Linked DNA regions of Mus musculus: region 2 is linked to region 1. A link is a loop called in an ENCODE intact Hi-C map of the cell type or tissue named here. Cell type or tissue: gastrocnemius. All regions are shown on one strand.

Region 1 (8,000 bases):
GGAGTGTGCTGCCAACTTCCCCAAGTCTGCCCACGGGGAGGCTGGCTGGGTGTGAAGATGATGATCCCCGGCTCCTCGGGGCCTCCCAGTTCTTGCTGCCGTTGCTCCAGAAGCTCTCATGAAACAAGCTTAGTGTAGTTCACATCTATAATCCCAGTCCTGGGGATGCTGAGGCAGGAGGATTCTCAAGAGTTCCAGGCTAGCCTGGGCTATGTAGTGAGATCCTCAGTCCTCTATTTTCATCTCAGCTTGCCAAAGCCCCACCCCTACAGGCTCCCCATGAGTCTCCACTGGACCACAGGCTCCTATAGGCAGTGCTGGCCAGCCCAGTTCCCGCCATGAGCGTGGGGCGGGGCAGCATGTGTGGCCCATACTGGGTGCTTAGTCTTGGCCCTTCAAGAGACAAGCTGCTGCAACAGTCCCATGGACTACACACAGCAGAGAGGCCAAAGTTCAAGGACACGGGCCAGAAAGCACAGCCGGGCACTGGGGCAGTCACTGGTGGTTTGTGGAGTGCCCCTGCCTCAGCCCTCCTCAGTATCACTTTATGCATATGGCTGTTTTGCCTGCATGTATGTATGGGTACCACATGTGTGCCGGTTGCCCATGAAGGCCAGAAAAGACATCTATGCCTGGGATGTAACTAGATTTACAGGCAGCTGTGAGCCACCATGTGGGCACTGGGAACTAATCTCTTGTCCTTTATAAGGATGGCCAGTGTTTTTTAACCGCTGAGCCATCTCTCCAGACCAGGGTCACTCATCTTTCTTATGGACACGGGGTAATGGAGGCCTGCAGCCTCTCCCACGGGACACTTGCTCTGCAGGGACCATCTTGGGACCCCATCAGCACTCAGAGGCCTGACTCACGATGCCAGCATGTCCATCCAACTGAGGTCTCCATGAGAGTTTAGGAGACCTTAGTCCTCCTGGACAGTACAGTGGCAGCTGGCGTCCCTAGGGTACCAGTATGGCTGGTTTCACTGGAGAACAATGCTCTTCCTAGGCCTGCCTGGACTTGCCAGCTGCCTGCGAGGGTCCTGCCTGGCCTCCAGGGAACTGTCTTGACATCAGTCCCTTCTTCCCAGGCCAGTCTGCCAAGTCACCTCCCCTGCTGAGGCTTCAGTCCCTACTGGGGTTGGGGGTTGGGGGCAGGATGCACAGAGCTACCCCATCGGGACAGCCTCTGGTGGGAGCAACACTGCGAACGGTGGGCTCTGGGCCTCGGTTTCCCAGGAAAGAGCTCTCCTGAGCATGGTTTCTGAAGAAACTCCGTGTCCAGCTGAAGCCTGGCAGGCTGCAGGAAGCTGTGCGTGGGTCGGTGTCTGTCTCTCTGGCTTTAGGGGACTTGGGGTTACCTAGAACTTTGTAGACCGGGCTGGCCTTGAACACTGAGATTCTCTCCTGCCTCTGCCTCTCAAGTGCTGGGATTAAACCCTTGTGCCACAAATTCCAGTTCTTTCTCGCTCTCTCTCTTTCAAGAGCTTATTTTTAAAGCCAAGCATAGTGGTATACACCTTTGATCTCTCCTCACTTGGGAGGCAGAGGCAGGAGGATCTCTCTAAGTTCAAGGTCAGCCAGGTGCGGATGCTAGAAACCAATCCCAGAATCTCTGTGAGAGCAGCTAAACACTGAGCCGTCTCTCCAGGGCCACATTGTGGGAACTGGACCCAGCTCCTCACACGCGGTACAGCATACACAACCACCCCTCACTTCTAGGGCTAATGAGCCACCTCCTGGGTACAGGTTACAGAGGTTTACATGGCAGGGGACATTCCAGAGAAAGGGACAGGGCTTCCTGTCTGGATAGGAGACACCCCCCATCTGTCACCCCAATAAGCCTAGTTCCCCTTCTCCACTCGACTTGGCCCAAGGGACATAGTCTGTGATGGTGATCAGGGAGATGAGAGAGATGGGAAGGCCTCACAAGGGGAGAGGAACAGACTGACCCCAAAGCACACAACTCACAGATAAGATACCCGCTATGCTACTGGGAACAGACCCAGAGCTAGGATTTTCCCCTAGCTCCCCTGTGCCTGAGGCAGTCACTTTAATCCTAACCCTGAGGTGGGCAAGGCAGGCAGGTCTCTGAGTTCCAGGTCTACAAAACAAGTCACAGATCAGCCAAAGCTCCCTATGAGACCCTGCTCAACCATCCAGACAAAAACGTTCAGTGTGGACTCTGGGAAGGAGAATGGGACCACTCTGAGAGACAAAAAAACCCAGGACCGAGGTCACCGGAAAGGGGTCTTTCCCCAGCCTCAGCATTCCCAGAGCCTTCTTGGTCACCTAAGTTCAGGCGTCACATGAACGTCGATGTTGTGGCTGCAGGCAGATACCACCTTGGGAGTTCTCTGGGGGTTTTTTTTGTTTTTTTTTTTTTGTTTTTGTTTTTTGGTTTTTTGAGACAGGGTTTCTCTGTATAGCCCTGGCTGTCCTGGAGCTCACTTTGTAGACCAGGCTGGCCTGGAACTCAGAAATCCGCCTGCCTCTGCCTCCCGAATGCTGGGATTAAAGGCGTGCACCACAAGTTCTCTGGGACCCGGTACTCCAGAGGTCCATGCTTCAATGTGCAACACATGTTCTGAAGTGTGTTATCTCTGTGTGTGTAATGGGCTCTGTGTGTGTGTGCACGCTCGTCTCCTCCATGTGGGATGATGTCTGTTTGCCATCTGTATGGTCATATGTGTCAATGTGCTGTCTGTTTATGTGGTATGTTTGTGGGTAGCTCTTTGTATCTGTGTTTTTCCATGTGTATGTGTCACATGTGTGTCTCTCCGTGTCCATGCATATCTGTGGTGTGTCTCCATAAATATGGACTATGTGGTATGTGTTGTCTTCTGTGTATGTGTGTGTGTAGTATGTGCCTCTCCATGTGTGGGGTCTGTACATGGTGTATATATATATATATATATATATATATATATATATATAGTATGTTTACTATGTGTTATGTACCTGGGCAGTATCTGTTGTGAACATCTGTAGTATGGTTTTCTATGTGTGTGGGGTCTCTATTAGTGTGGTATGGTGTGTCTGTGTGTTCTCCCTGTGTGTGGGATCTCCAGGTGGTGGCTGTGTATGTGCTATCCTGTGTGTGGGGTCTCTGTGGTGTATGTGTGTGTGCACGCGCGCATTTGAGCACGTGCAAGTATGTCTCCTCGTGTCCTGTTTCTGTGCCTGAGGTGTTCTATGTGTGGGATCTCTATGGTGTATGTGGTATGCAGTGTGTGTTCTACTTCAACGTCCAAGTTTTTCTCCTTGCGTGGTCTGCTCTGTGTGTTCCCAGACTCTCCGTGAAGGCCAGGTCTCAGGGTTGCAGGTTGGAGACTGGATTCCCACAGTGGGACGCGCCAAACCCATCACAGTGAGCACTGCCTAGGGGAAAGTTTCTGACAACGATACCGGCCGAGAGCTGAAGTTTCGCGGCGCAAAGCCAGGCCAACACTGCCCCCGCGCGGTGCGGTGCGGCGCTGCAGGCGGCCGGGGAAACAGGCAGACCCGGCACGCACGGCGCGCAGCACTCCAGAGAAACAGGGATTCCACGTCTTGGGTCACAGCCTGAAAGCTCAGAAAGGGACCGAGCCCCGTTCCAGCCCAGCGCTGATGACGTTGATGCATCGCGTCGCATGCCGGGTCAGCCCTTCATCATCCCCAGCCCATCTGGTCCCTAAAATGACCGGCCCAGTCCAACCCAAACCCCCAGCTTTAGCATTCCGTCCTCCCCGTTACACTCCACTCCGCACCGAGTCCGAGACGTTTCTTCAAGGGCCAGCAGGTGGCGATAAAGACCTGGCCAGAGCGCAAGAACAAAGTGAAACTCCAAAGAAGGAGGGGTTCCCCCAGGGGTTCGGACATGGAGTAATGGGGGACACCCAGGTGTAAGGCAGTATCTATGTTAATACAGTAGATAAATTCTAGGAGGCCTGCCACGGTGACTCAGGCCACTTCCCCATGTGGATTTGAACACCGGAGCAGGTAAGAGAACTAAGGATTACCCATACACAGGAATCTTTTTCCTGGGCTGGGGTCTGGATACCCATATCATGTACTAAAAGGTGGACAGAGAAAAACTCTGGCGCTAAAGACAAGAAGTTGTTTATCCACTCTCCTAGGCTGAGGTTATGGCTGAGGCTCTGCTTCAGGCACGGGTTGATTTAGGTTGAGGTTGTGTCGTGAGTGGTCCACCCCTTGCACAAGCATTCCCTGGGACAAGCTGAGCCCCTGGGGTGCCCTGACTCCCCACCCCCAATATCCAGCTGTCATCAGCTTCATCCCAGCTGTGAGCCCACCCCAATCTCCCTTACCCAGGAACCCCAAGTGGTCCCCAATCAGGCACCTAGAGTGGCTTTTACTGGGAGACCTAGTGATCCATCCCAGCCACCTGGGAGGTGTGTTTATTTGTGGGGTGAAGAAGCACTCTCTTCATTGCCTGGCATGGGTACACTCCTGAGCTGGGGGGAGCTCTGGCAGGCATTCACCTGTGAGCCTGCTGCCGGTTTGTGGTGGACGGCAGGAGCAGCTGGTAGCCCTTAGGGCGGCCTTGCTTCAGGACAGACTGCAGCACCAAACTGGGCAGAAAGGATTCCTAGAGGGAGAAAGATGCCTGGCATGGCACTGCTGAGGGGACCCCAGGGAGGAGACAGGGAGCAGGGGCAGGCGGGGGTGGGGGGGCAGGTGGCTCCACATTACAGCTGTCCTAGGCTGAAGCACAGCCCACCCACTCACTAGCCTGGCTCAAGGGCCTCCTCCCCCTTGGCTCCACGCTGAGGAGGCCAGGCCACACAAATCCAAGCCATAAACCCCATGGTGACTCAACAGAGAGGGTCCCCTACAGAGTCACTGAGGGCTGGTGCTTCTGCTGGCGGGCTGCCCGCCCTGGGCTGCTCACCAGCTTCTGGTTCCAGGGATGGGGCCATTTGCCCACCTGATCCACATTGTTAGGGGTGTCCAGGAAGGTTCTGAGGCCTCCCCGTGGCCTTGGGATGGTGGCCCTGGAGATGAAGGGTAGGTGGCTGCTCACGGAGGAGTCCTCAGAAAGGTAGAGCTGAGGTTCCTGAGCTGACCTGATGGGGAGAGGGGGGCCTATAGCTTTTTGGCCCTGAGTTCCAGACCCACGTACAGTTTGTAGCTGGAGGACCTAGACCACAACCCTTCTGCTTCCTCTACCCACAGAGCCTCACACGCGGGGGCAGGTCCAGAATGAGGAGCCGGCCACAGTGTCTTGGACCCTGGGATAAAGGGCTCTGGGCAGACTGTCCAACCATCTCCCAACACTCCCGAGCACCCGTTCTGACACAGATACAGCTGGCAAAGCCGTCTGCTCACTCGGAAAGATATTCTGCCGGACTAGAAGAGAGAGAGAAAGAGAGAGAGCAGAGTGAGTTCCCTGTCCCCGCCCCCAGGGAGGGGCATACTAACACGCCCCCACCCTCTCTCCTTCCTCTGGCTGGCAAGGCTAGACAGAGCCCTGTCTCCATGGCAACCACAGGCTCCCCAGTGCCTGACGGTTGCCTCCAGAGAAGTCCTGGGTTTTAAAACTACCTCCCTGTGACTGTTTCTGCTATACCACAAAGCTGATCCCTGTCGTGGTCCTACTTCTGCTCCAACCGCCAATGGGTCCCTTTTCTCTAAAGTAGGAGGGCCAGGTAGCCCACCTTGGAAATTCCAGAGGATGCCAAGAATCCGCGGGGGTTGGAGGGAGGGGCTGGATTCCCAGAGGCTACCTCTGATGGGAGAAGCCAAAGGAGGCTTGAACCTGATGCTATGGGGGGGGGTGCCACAGTGCTCGGCCTGTCCTGGGATTTTTGGAGCACTCTGCCCTCTGTTCTAGGCTTCCATGGCTCTTACACAACCACCCTTCGCCTCAATTTTCTCTGCAATCAAAATAACCAGAAGCCGGAGTGCAGCGTTAGTAGCACATGCCTGTAATCCTAGCAGTTGGGAGGTGGAGGCAGGAGGACCAGAATTTCAAGGACAGCCTGGGATACTTGAGACTCTGTCTCAAAAAAGACGAGTCTGCATTGCCAATCTTAGTAGGCACAAGAGCTCTCAAGTCTATTAGCTGAAATTATATTCTGAAGCACACACATGCACAAAATATAGCCAGAAGTTGGGCTTCCCTGATTCATGTGAGTGTTAAGGGCTGGTGTCCTGGGGCTACTGAGTCTGGAGGACAGAGGCTGGGTACTAGGAAGTCTTGTCTTCCTCATTGTCCCACCTGCCCCCAGCCACCCATTCACACCAGTCCAAGGAAGCCACCCCTAGAGCTGAGAGCTCGCTTCTGCCCGGTGTTCTGGGGTTCTCTCTTAGACTCGTTCAACATTTTTCAAGAGAGAAGATATTTCCTCTTCTAAGACTTGCTGGACATCTGGTCAACCTGACCCTCGGACTCTGTGAGAAAGATGATTGGGGAAGCTGCCGAGGGACTGGGAAACTGAGGAAGGGTTCTTTAGTGCTAACAGGGCCTGGGCAGCCAATGTTTCCTTGGCACCATGTGCCCAATGCCACCCAACTCTGCTACCTCTCAGGGATTCCTTCCTCTGTAGAGTCATTGGTCTGCCCTGCTCTCTAAGGACCTGGAGCCACAACCTGTGGCCTCTGCACTCCTCACTAGTTTCCCCCCCCCCCCCCAATCTTTGTGTGCTCACCTGCACGGTTGCGTTCCCAGTACCGGAGTGCTGTGTCCTGCAGGGTCTCGTCTGCGAATCGTACCCGGAAGGGACAATAGCGTTTTCGGGGTCTTGAGCCTTCTCCAGCGGGGCTGCAAATGAGCACAGTCTTCACTTTGGGCACCTGTGTGCTGTGGAGTCTGCTGAGGGGAAACGAGAGGCCGGGGAACAAGGCTCCTCGTAAGATCTCAGCTAGGGCTTGGAGAGATGGCTCAGCCTTTAAGCGTGCATTCCTGAGTGCTCCTGAGGAGGACCTGGATTTGGTCCTAGCACCCACATTGTTGGCTTACTGTCTGTGACTTCCACTCCTGAGGTAATCTGACACCTTCTTCTGGCCTCTGCAGGCACCAGGGCTCATGTGAACACCCTGCCCCCACCCACCCACACACACACACAAATAAAATATAAATCTTGGACAGATTTTGGTTGGTGGCGGAGCTCTACCAGTCACAAGTGCTCCTTCCATCATCGTGTGGCATGTTTTATCCCACCAAACCTGAGCAGTGCCCACGGAACCCTGTCACTATCCCAATTACAAGTGAGGAGACTGAGGCACAGAGATGTCTGGCCCGCAGGCTAGAGCCATCGAGAGGTCCTGACACACAGAAACCTGTCTCCTCCTCTGCGATGGAGATTAAGCCAGGCACGGTGTGGCGGGTGGGACACTTGGGAGGTGGAGGCCAAAGGATCAAGAGTTAAAGGCCATCCTTGGCTACATAGTGAGTGTGAATCCAGCCTGGGCTACGGGTTGACAAATAAGCAGATAGAAATAAAAATAAGGAAATGATGGTGCCCCACCCCTTCCTCAGCACAGGTGTGAAGAGATGGGGCGGGCTGCAAGAGCATCCTGTCGAGGGTATGCCGGGCGGAAGAAGCGCCTCTAGTTTCGAGCTGTCACGATAGCTGTCAGCCTCGATTGTGCCGCTGAGGCCGTGTGAGCTGGGGCACACTGTCCTCAGGGTTCCACTTGTCACTTTTCTCCTTCCGGTCATGTGCTCTGTTACAGGCGGGATCATTCCGCCGTCACAGGAACTGGGAGAGTGGAGTACCCCGTGTGGGGAGGCACCTAGAACAGGGCCTGTCAGTGGGGTTGTGCTCTATAAAGGGTGTGTTATATTTGTATGTAATAAAAATGTTAGACCTGTTCACTTCTCCCTCAGGGGCTGGGCTGCCAGCCTGGTTACTTGATCACTCAGAAATGCCCCATTGGACTTTCTTCACCTTGGCCACACGTATTTACACACCCATACCCACTGATCCTGGGGCACCTTTGTGGAAGCATAGGGTGTGTTTCTCACTGTCCACCAAAGAGCCATGCAGCCGGGACTAT
Region 2 (8,000 bases), 250 kb before region 1:
GGGCTGGTAGTAGGAGGGGTCTCAGCCTCTCCCAGGACTTCTGCATCTGCCTGCCTTTGCCTGGATCAGGGAGATGGGCTCCTGACTAAGTGGGCCTCTGCCCACTGTCTGCAGGGAAGCAGAGACCTGGTTCAACTGAAAATCTGCAATGGCAGGGGTCTGAGAGAGGGAGAGAAGGGAGTCTAGCTACCTGATTCTCCTGGAAGCTAAGGGACCAGGTCTCCCCCTTCCTGTCCCCTGGATGTCCTTGAAGCTATTTTTATGTGTTGCTGGAAACCAGAATTACAGCCAGAGCTGAGGTGCTGGGAGGTTTCCCTGGCGCTCTGGGTCTTGCCTCAGGGAGCAAAGGCCTTTACGGGAAGATTGGTGGAGGTGGGCCAGGAATCCACCATGCAGGTGGGGAGCATGGGTCCCTGGTTAGTGGAGGTCATTATTAGCAGGCCCCTGATTGGCACACGGGTGAGAACAGTGACTCGGGGAGGCTGTGGTGCCTGTGACATTCAGTCAATCAATCACCTTTGGCCTCTTTTTTTTTTTTTTTTTTTTTGTCTTTAGACAGTATGTAGCTCTGGGAACTCTATGCAGAGAAGGCTGGTCACAAATTTATAGAGATCAGCTTGTCTCCTGCTTCTAGAGTGCTTGGATTAAAGGCATACATTGCCACACCAGGCATGGCCTCCTTTTAAAAATTACACTTATTTATCTATTTTGTGTGTGCGGTGACTTGTCAGTGACACTAGTGAAGGTCAGATGACAGCTCGAAAGAACAGGTTCTCCTCCTGCACCGTGGCTCCTAAGGATCAAATTCAGATAAGCTTGGAGGCAAGCATCTTTACCCACTGAGCCATCCTAGCCTGCTTGGGCATTTAAGAAGGAGCCCTCCCAGGGATCAGGAACAGGGGCTGGAGTAGGGAGAATATTGCCCAGAAGCGGGGCTTGCTGGTCTCTGCCAGGTCTGGGTGCAGGGTGAGGGTCACCCTCAAAACAGAGCCCTGTGTTGTGCTCTAGCCACCCTCACATTCATGTGCTGTCTCACAATCCTCCCATGGTTCCCTACTGCTCAGCGGAGACATACATGCCCATTTCCTCTAGAGCACGTGTCTGAGGAGTTTGACCTTGCTTGAGTGCTCCCCTCCTGGCCTATGAATTCTCATTCTGGCCAGCACCTTCCGAGGAGCACCTTTTGAGAATGAATCCAGAGGGAGGACCAGAGGCAGGGAGATGTGTGGTCCAGGGCAGAAGCTCTGGACTGAAGGTGACTGCCCAGGGTGTATAACTCAAACTCCCTTAACACTGTTTGAAGACACAAAGACAAAATGGTGGAGATTCCTATGGAGAGCTCTTGGTTGCTGCCCTGAACTTTAAAGAGATCAGGCAGCAACAGCTTTGTCAATGGCAGGAATTATTGGTTACAGTTTATGGTCACCGGGGCTCTTGATTTGAGGTCTCCAGTTCTTCCGTTTACATTTCCCTCTCCAGATGTGCTTCCAGGGGCCAGTTCCCCAGTTCCCTGTCTCCATGGCCGTCCCCAAGGACATATTCTGGGCTCCCAGCTCCTCATCTTTGTCACCTGCTCATGCTTGGTGTGTGTGTGTGTGTGTGTGTGTGTGTGTGTGTGTGTGTGTGTGGTATGTGTGTGGTATGCATGTTTGGTGTCTGTGGTGTGTCTGTGGTATGTATATGTGGTATGTGCAATATGTGTGTGTGTGGTGTGTGTGTAAGTGTATGTGTGGTATGTGTGGTATGCCTGTGTGGTGTCTATGTGTTTTGTGGTGTATGTGTGTGGATATATGGTGTATATGGTGTTTGAAATGTGTGTGGTGTATGTGTAGTATGTTTGTAATATATTTTTGTGGTGTGTGTGTATATATGTGTGTATATATATATATATATATATATATATATATACGTATATATATATATATATGGTATAGAAAGATGTGTGTGGTGTGTGCTTGTGTTATGTATGTATGGTATGTGAGTGTGTGATGTGTTTGGGTATGATGTGTGTATGTGGTGTATGTTTTGCGTGTGGGTGTGTGTCTCTGTCTATCTGTCTGTCTGTCCACGTGGATTCAAGGACACACTTGGTTGTTCCTCAGGAACTTTCTGCTTTGGTTTTGAGGCAGGGTCTCTCACTGGCCTGGGCATGCAGATTCATCCATGCAGGATGGCTAGTGAGCTCCACGGCTCTGGCCTCTGTCTTCTCAGGGCTGGCGTTACAAGCCTGCATCACTGTGCCTGGCTTTCCAACGCACGGGTTCTGGAGATTAAATTCATGTCCTCCGGCTTGCAAGGCAAGCATTTTACTGACTGAGCCAGCTCCCGACCCCTGAAACTCATTTCTGACTCCAGGGCGATCTGTGTCTCTCCAAGGGAAAAGGTGGAAGATGGTAAGGTCAGTTACCTGCCCCAGCCAGGGGAGGACAGGGAAACGGTGTGGGTGCGTGCGCACACACCCACATTTCAGTCTTGCTCTCCGAAGGCTGATCTGGGGGCCATTTTCTAGAATCCAGATTGTTGACTGTTGCCTGCTGATTCATGCCCTGGCTGGCCTCAGGGCTTCTTTCCCCATCATGCACAGTGCCTGAGCTTCTGAATCCAGGCTCCAAGGTGCTTAGGCACAGTGCTTTCCCCACAGAAGTCTCTAGCTCTGTTAGAAGGTGCATCAGCAATGTCACTTCCCAGGAGAGTCCCCCACCCCCACCCCAGCCTCCTCCTTACTTGCTGGGTGTTATGGCTTCTGTTCTTCCCTTCTCGGGTATTCATGGGTACTTGAGGTATGGATTTGTTTGCCTGTTTATTTCTTTAATGTCTGTTTCCCTGACCAGATAGTGGCTTCTTGCAGATAGCAATGCCATGGCTCACCTCTGCAACCCAGTTCTTAGCAGAGCTGCCAGCATCCAGCTGACCTGCATAAAACCTTACAGGATGAATGAGTGAATAGACTCCTCCATGGAAGAAGTGATTCAGGCTAACAGAAGCTCCCACCTAGAGGATGTTTGTCCCTGGCCCTGTGCTGGACTTGGCAATCTAGCTTCCCAGACTCCAAGTCCCTCCTGAACAGTCTGTCTTCTGCTTTTGCTGCCACTGAACATTCTTGGACTTCCGTAGAAGAACCCGTATCACCTTGTTTCAGATTCTCAGTTACATTTTTGATCCAGCGGCAAAAATGCTATCATGGTCCCTGGCTGATGGGCAGCGATTCCCACAGGCATCCTGGCTCCCAGATCTGGGCACTGGGACTTCCACCCCCTGCACTGAGAGGTGCTCAGCTATACATCTGCCTGCCTATTGCAATGGGGACAGATTGTATTGGCTGACAGGTTCCAGTCTCCTCTTCCCACTTCGTTGATAGACACACTGAATCCAGCTTCGACAGGGTCCCAGGGTCACCTCACTCCTTATAAGATGGGTTTCCTGCCTCAGAAAGAGCACCTATTTCCTGGAGGGTGGCTGGGAACCTTGGCTATAATTGAGTCAGTCGTGGGTGCCTCACACCAACCCTGTTTACAGATAGCCAAGCTGAAGAACTGGAGGGTCTGTCTGATCACGTGCCCATGGCTCAGGGTAGCTGGTGGCACGGAGCCTGCATCTGTAGAATTCTTGAATCTTAACCTTAGTTTATAAGCAAAGCAATACCCGGTACCAAGAAGGATGTCATCAAAACCACGTGGTGCAGGACTCGGCCTGGTGGGCGTCCTCCGCACTGCGGACTGCCACAGGTCTGATCCTCTTTTGAATGACACACAAACCACACCCAAATCTCCTGCTTATTAGTCCTCCTGGCCACGCCTAAGTCCAACCCCCGCGCTGTAGGTTCCGCCCCCCGCGGGCAGCGCTGGCCTCCCATTGGCCTCCGTTTCCATGGTTACACGAGACCTGCGGCGCTGCTGGCTTCCCGACACGTGTCCCACGGAGCCGCCCGGAATTTGACAGGGGACCATGTGCGCGGCAGCGCGGGAGCCAGACAAAGACGGGGAGGCGGTGGGGGACGAAGCCCGGTGGAGAGACGAAGCCAGGCGGAGAGGCTGGGAGCCGCGCCTCCCGCCTGCTGGACACCTCGCTTTCCTCATTATTGCTTGAAGAGTGGATTAAACAAACAAACAAACAAACAAAAATTAATGGGAGAGAGGTGGGAAAGGATCAGAACCAGCCCCACCTACTGTCTCTTCTACAGGAAAAACCCACAGGCGAACATCTTTTATGACTGTGAACGCGCAGGCTCCCTGCTTACACCTCCTGGCCCTGGGCATCTCAGCCCACCTTAACTTCAACCAGTGAGGTTCAAATTCAGTTGATTTTGCCTGGCTAGTTCTAGTAAGGAAAGCTTTTCTGGCGTGGTTGTTTCGATGCTTGAAATAAATGAGATCCAAGCAATTGTGGGGAACCTCTCTGGCCCAAGCATCCTCTGCCTCTCTTACTGCCTTCAGGCAACCTCTCCCATGAGGCCCTCCTGGGCTCTGGCCCCAGCGCTGTGGGGCACGGACTTTGTCCTCTCGCACCCCCATTTCTCCTCTTGCAGCCCTTTGTGATGGCTACCATAACAAATCACTCCAGATTTAGTGTCATAAAACAACAGCGGAGTTCTACAGGTCAGAGGTCAAATCTGGATGAATTCAAGGTGTGCAGCAACATTGGGTTCCTTCTGCAGATTCTCGTGTGTGTGTGTGTGTGTGTGTGTGTGTGTGTGTGTGTGTGTGTGTGTGTGTTTGCACTGGGTTCCTTCTGCAATCTCTATGTCTCTGTCTCTGCTTCTCTCTCTTGTGTGTATGTGTTTGTGTGTGTATGTGTGTGTGTTAGCACTGGGTTCCTTCTGTAGTCTCTATTTCTGTCTCTGCTTCTCTCTCTCTCTCTCTCTCTCTCACACACACATACACACACGAGAAAGAGAGAGAGAGAGAGAGAGAGAGAGAGAGAGAGGACTGGGTTCCTTTTGCAGGCTCTCTCTTGTGCATGCATGTGTGTGTGTGTGTGTGTGTTAGCACTGTGTTCTTTCTGCAGTCACTCTGTCTGTTTCTCCCTCTCTCTCGTGTGTGTCTGTGTGTGTGTGTTAGCAGTGGGTTCTTTCTGCAGTCTCTGTTTCTGTCTCTTCCACCCCCCCACCTATCTCCCCCCCCCTCTCTCTCTCTCTTTCTCTCGTGTGTGTGTCTGTGTGTGTCTCTGTGTGTGTATGTGTGTGTGTGTTAGCAGTGGGTTCTTTCTGCAGTCTCTTTCTGTTTCTGTCCCCCCCCCTTGTATGTGTGTGTTAGCAGTGGGTTCTTTCTGCAGTCTCTTTCTATTTCTGTTCCCCCCCCCCCGTGTGTGTGTGTGTGTGTGTGTGTGTGTGTGTGTGTGTGTGTGTGTAAGGGTCAGCCTCCTTACCTTTCTCCAAGCAGAGAGCCCACCCCCTGACTACCTTCCTGATCTTTGGCCCTGCTTGCTCTTCAGTTACCTGCTTTCCCATCTCAGAGTCCCTCAGTCACTCGGATGAACTAGAAGAAACCCCCGGCTCAAAGGCTGGTGAGCTGCCTCTGTTCCTCTCTGCTGTGAAACAAGCCATCTGTGTGCCCCAGGGGTTACGCTTGGGACATTGTTCTGCTAACCAGTTCACCTCTCCAGCTCCCCCCACCCACTTAGAAGCCTCTTTCTCTTCCAAGTCTTTCTCCCACGATGCCTGCCTGAGGTGGTGCCTGCACACTTCAGGTCTCCTCTGACCATAGGCCAGCACTCTAAAGTATTCCTGCAGCCTCTTCTACCTACAAGGAAAGCCAAAATGGCGCTGGGCCACACACAAACCCTGATCTGCCCACCCGCTGGTCTCCCCCAGACCCTTCCCTCTCCTACCCTTTCCCTTTGCGTCCTGTTTCCTGTATATTCCACGGTGTTTGTCACCTCCTGGCCTTTGCCCGGTGGTTCCACTCTGGATCTTTCTGTCTGTCCGCCTTCATTCATGTCCCCAGGAAGCTTGACTGACCCTTCCCAAGCACCTGAATGTACTTATTGTTTATTAGTCTGGCAGAGCACAGAGGCCTTGCCTGTCCCCTCTTGTCCCTCACAGTCTTGTGTCTTGTTTGGCCACAGAGCTAGCCATGAGCTGGTCCCAGAGTCATGGTGAACCCTGTGAATTTCTACTGAAGCTCAAGGACTTGGTCTAGGGATGCTGACGAGACCCACGGCCAGGACACACAAGATGCCAGAATGACAGCCGTGACGTGACATCGCTAGCAGCCGCTGACACCGGAAGCTGTTGACACGGGATGCCGCTGGCACCGGAAGCTGCTTGGTAGCATCTCCAAGCTTGCTTTACATAAGCTCTCAGAATGGCTGGGGAATCCAGCTCTCACCTGCTCCCCACTTTATGGATGAGAACCTTGGACTCTTCAAGTTGACCATACCTGCCTTTTGACTAGAGTGGAGGCCAGGGAAGTTTCTCATGCTTCCTGCTTGGAGGGGGCGGGGGCGGGCGGGGGTGGGGGCGGGGGCGGGTGGGGGCAAGCCCCAGCTGTTGTTGAGGTGAGGCATGGTGACTCTTCCTGGAGGAGGCTGAGGCTGGTCAGGACTTGGGTGGGGCTGAGCAGGCTGCTGGGAAGCCGCTTCCTTCCGGACCCTTCCTGTTTCCTTTTCCTCACTGCTCAGCCAAGCGATTGTCTTGCTCAGCCCTCCCCGGGCCTGCCTGGGCAGGATGTGGAGGCAGGAGGTTCTGTTTTCAAAAAGTCAAGTGTGGATTAAACACCTTGAACTGCAGACTCAATGTGGCTCAAAGAGTAACTTTTGTGTTATGTGTATTTTACCAAAATAAAAAGAACTGAAGGGCTGACTAGATGGCTCAGTGGATAAAAGTGCTTGCTGCCAAGCCTGGGACCTGAATTCCGGCCCTGGAACACACATGGTGGAAGGAGAGAAACCATTCCTGCTTGTTGTCCTCTGGCCTCTCCACAGGGACTGTGGTATGACGTGTGCTCTCCTCTCCAGATACATTTTAATGATTGTAATTTTTTTTTTTCTTTTGGGACAGAGTTTCACTGTGTAGCCCTGGCTGTCCTGGAACTCACTCTGTAGACCAGGCTGGCCTAGAACTCAGAGATCCGCCTGCCTCTGCACCCCAAGCACTGGGATTAAAGGTGTTTGCTACAACACCTGGCTATGATTATAAAATTTTAACATCAAATTGTCAAAAGAAAGGGAAGTGGCTCATGTCCCCGAATGTGAGGCTCTGTACCTGTGAAGCAGTCACCGCCCCTTGCCCTTCCCCATGCCTGACATTTCATTCTCTTCTGGAACTGATGACAGGTGTGAAGAGCTGATGGGCTGGCAGTCCCATAAGGGGTGCTCCTGGCTCTAAGGACCCATGGCAGGGGGACTAGGAGTTTGGCTCCTAGATGAGTCCCCCCTCCTCAGTGCTTGCAGCCTTGAGAGTCACAGGTTGTTTCCTGTCCCTGGCTTTCCTCTTCCAGCAACCATGATTTGTGGAGATGTCTTTCCCAGTGGGTGGGAGTCCTCTGCTGGCACAGTCCACTATGCCGCACTTTGACTATCATGACAAACAGACTCTTCTGTTTTCAAGATTTGTTTCTGTTTTACGAGTGTGTGATTGCATGTATGTCTGTGTATCATATGGATGCCTGGTGCCCTCAGAGGCCAGAAGAGGGCATCAGATCCCCTGGAACTGTAGTTCCAGGTCGTTCTGAGCCCCATGTGGGTGCTGAGAAACAAAGCCAGGTCCTCGACATAAGCAGCCAGTGTTCTACCACTGAGCAACCTCTCCAGCCCCTCCCTGCATCTTAAATTTGCTCAGTGGACAAAGGGCTGGGTGTGAGGCCGGGAGACTGCATAAGGCCTTTCAGCTACTGACTTCCTCTGTGTCCTAAGGAATGTCATCTCTCTGTGCAGCACCAGGTCCTTCCCTGTAAGCTAGACCAGTGTGGGACAACATCAGGACTCTGTCTGTCTTCAGTACTTCCTTCATCCTCTCAGCCTAGACATGTCCAGTGCCCATGGAGGAGGAAGAGGAAGAGGCC

The links. Hi-C counts contacts between places; a loop is a spot of excess contacts. Peaks named below come from ENCODE experiments on the same cell type or tissue, not always from the same donor. Only the 100,000 strongest peaks of a DNase experiment are listed, where the experiment ranks them.
Region 2: a loop joins it to region 1, with 2.5 times the contacts of the local background. A loop is called at or near these places in 1 of 42 quality-filtered maps.

The regions. Positions count from the first base shown.
Region 1 is chr2:30,791,219-30,799,218 of GRCm38, forward strand. It overlaps 1700001O22Rik (RIKEN cDNA 1700001O22 gene), which reads right to left. Exons shown (of 7, transcript NM_198000.3): 4 at 6,650-6,762; 5 at 5,183-5,348; 6 at 4,927-5,065; 7 at 4,345-4,587. The coding sequence ends at 4,477. Among named protein-coding and RNA genes, the nearest start is that of 1700001O22Rik, 6.5 kb to the right of the region's middle. In gastrocnemius, CTCF peaks have their summits at 3,498 and 3,743 (motif pointing right); DNase peaks (open chromatin) are centred at 1,090, 3,465, 3,744, 4,282 and 3 more places; H3K4me3 peaks cover 1,595 bases; H3K27ac peaks cover 3,249 bases.
Region 2 is chr2:30,541,415-30,549,414 of GRCm38, forward strand. It overlaps Gm31585 (a long non-coding RNA gene), which reads left to right and starts at 3,077. Exons shown (of 3, transcript XR_374225.3): 1 at 3,077-4,624; 2 at 5,431-5,502; 3 at 6,064-6,430. In gastrocnemius, no CTCF peak of the experiment used is centred here; DNase peaks (open chromatin) are centred at 3,858, 4,402, 5,609 and 5,718; H3K4me3 peaks cover 819 bases; H3K27ac peaks cover 3,785 bases.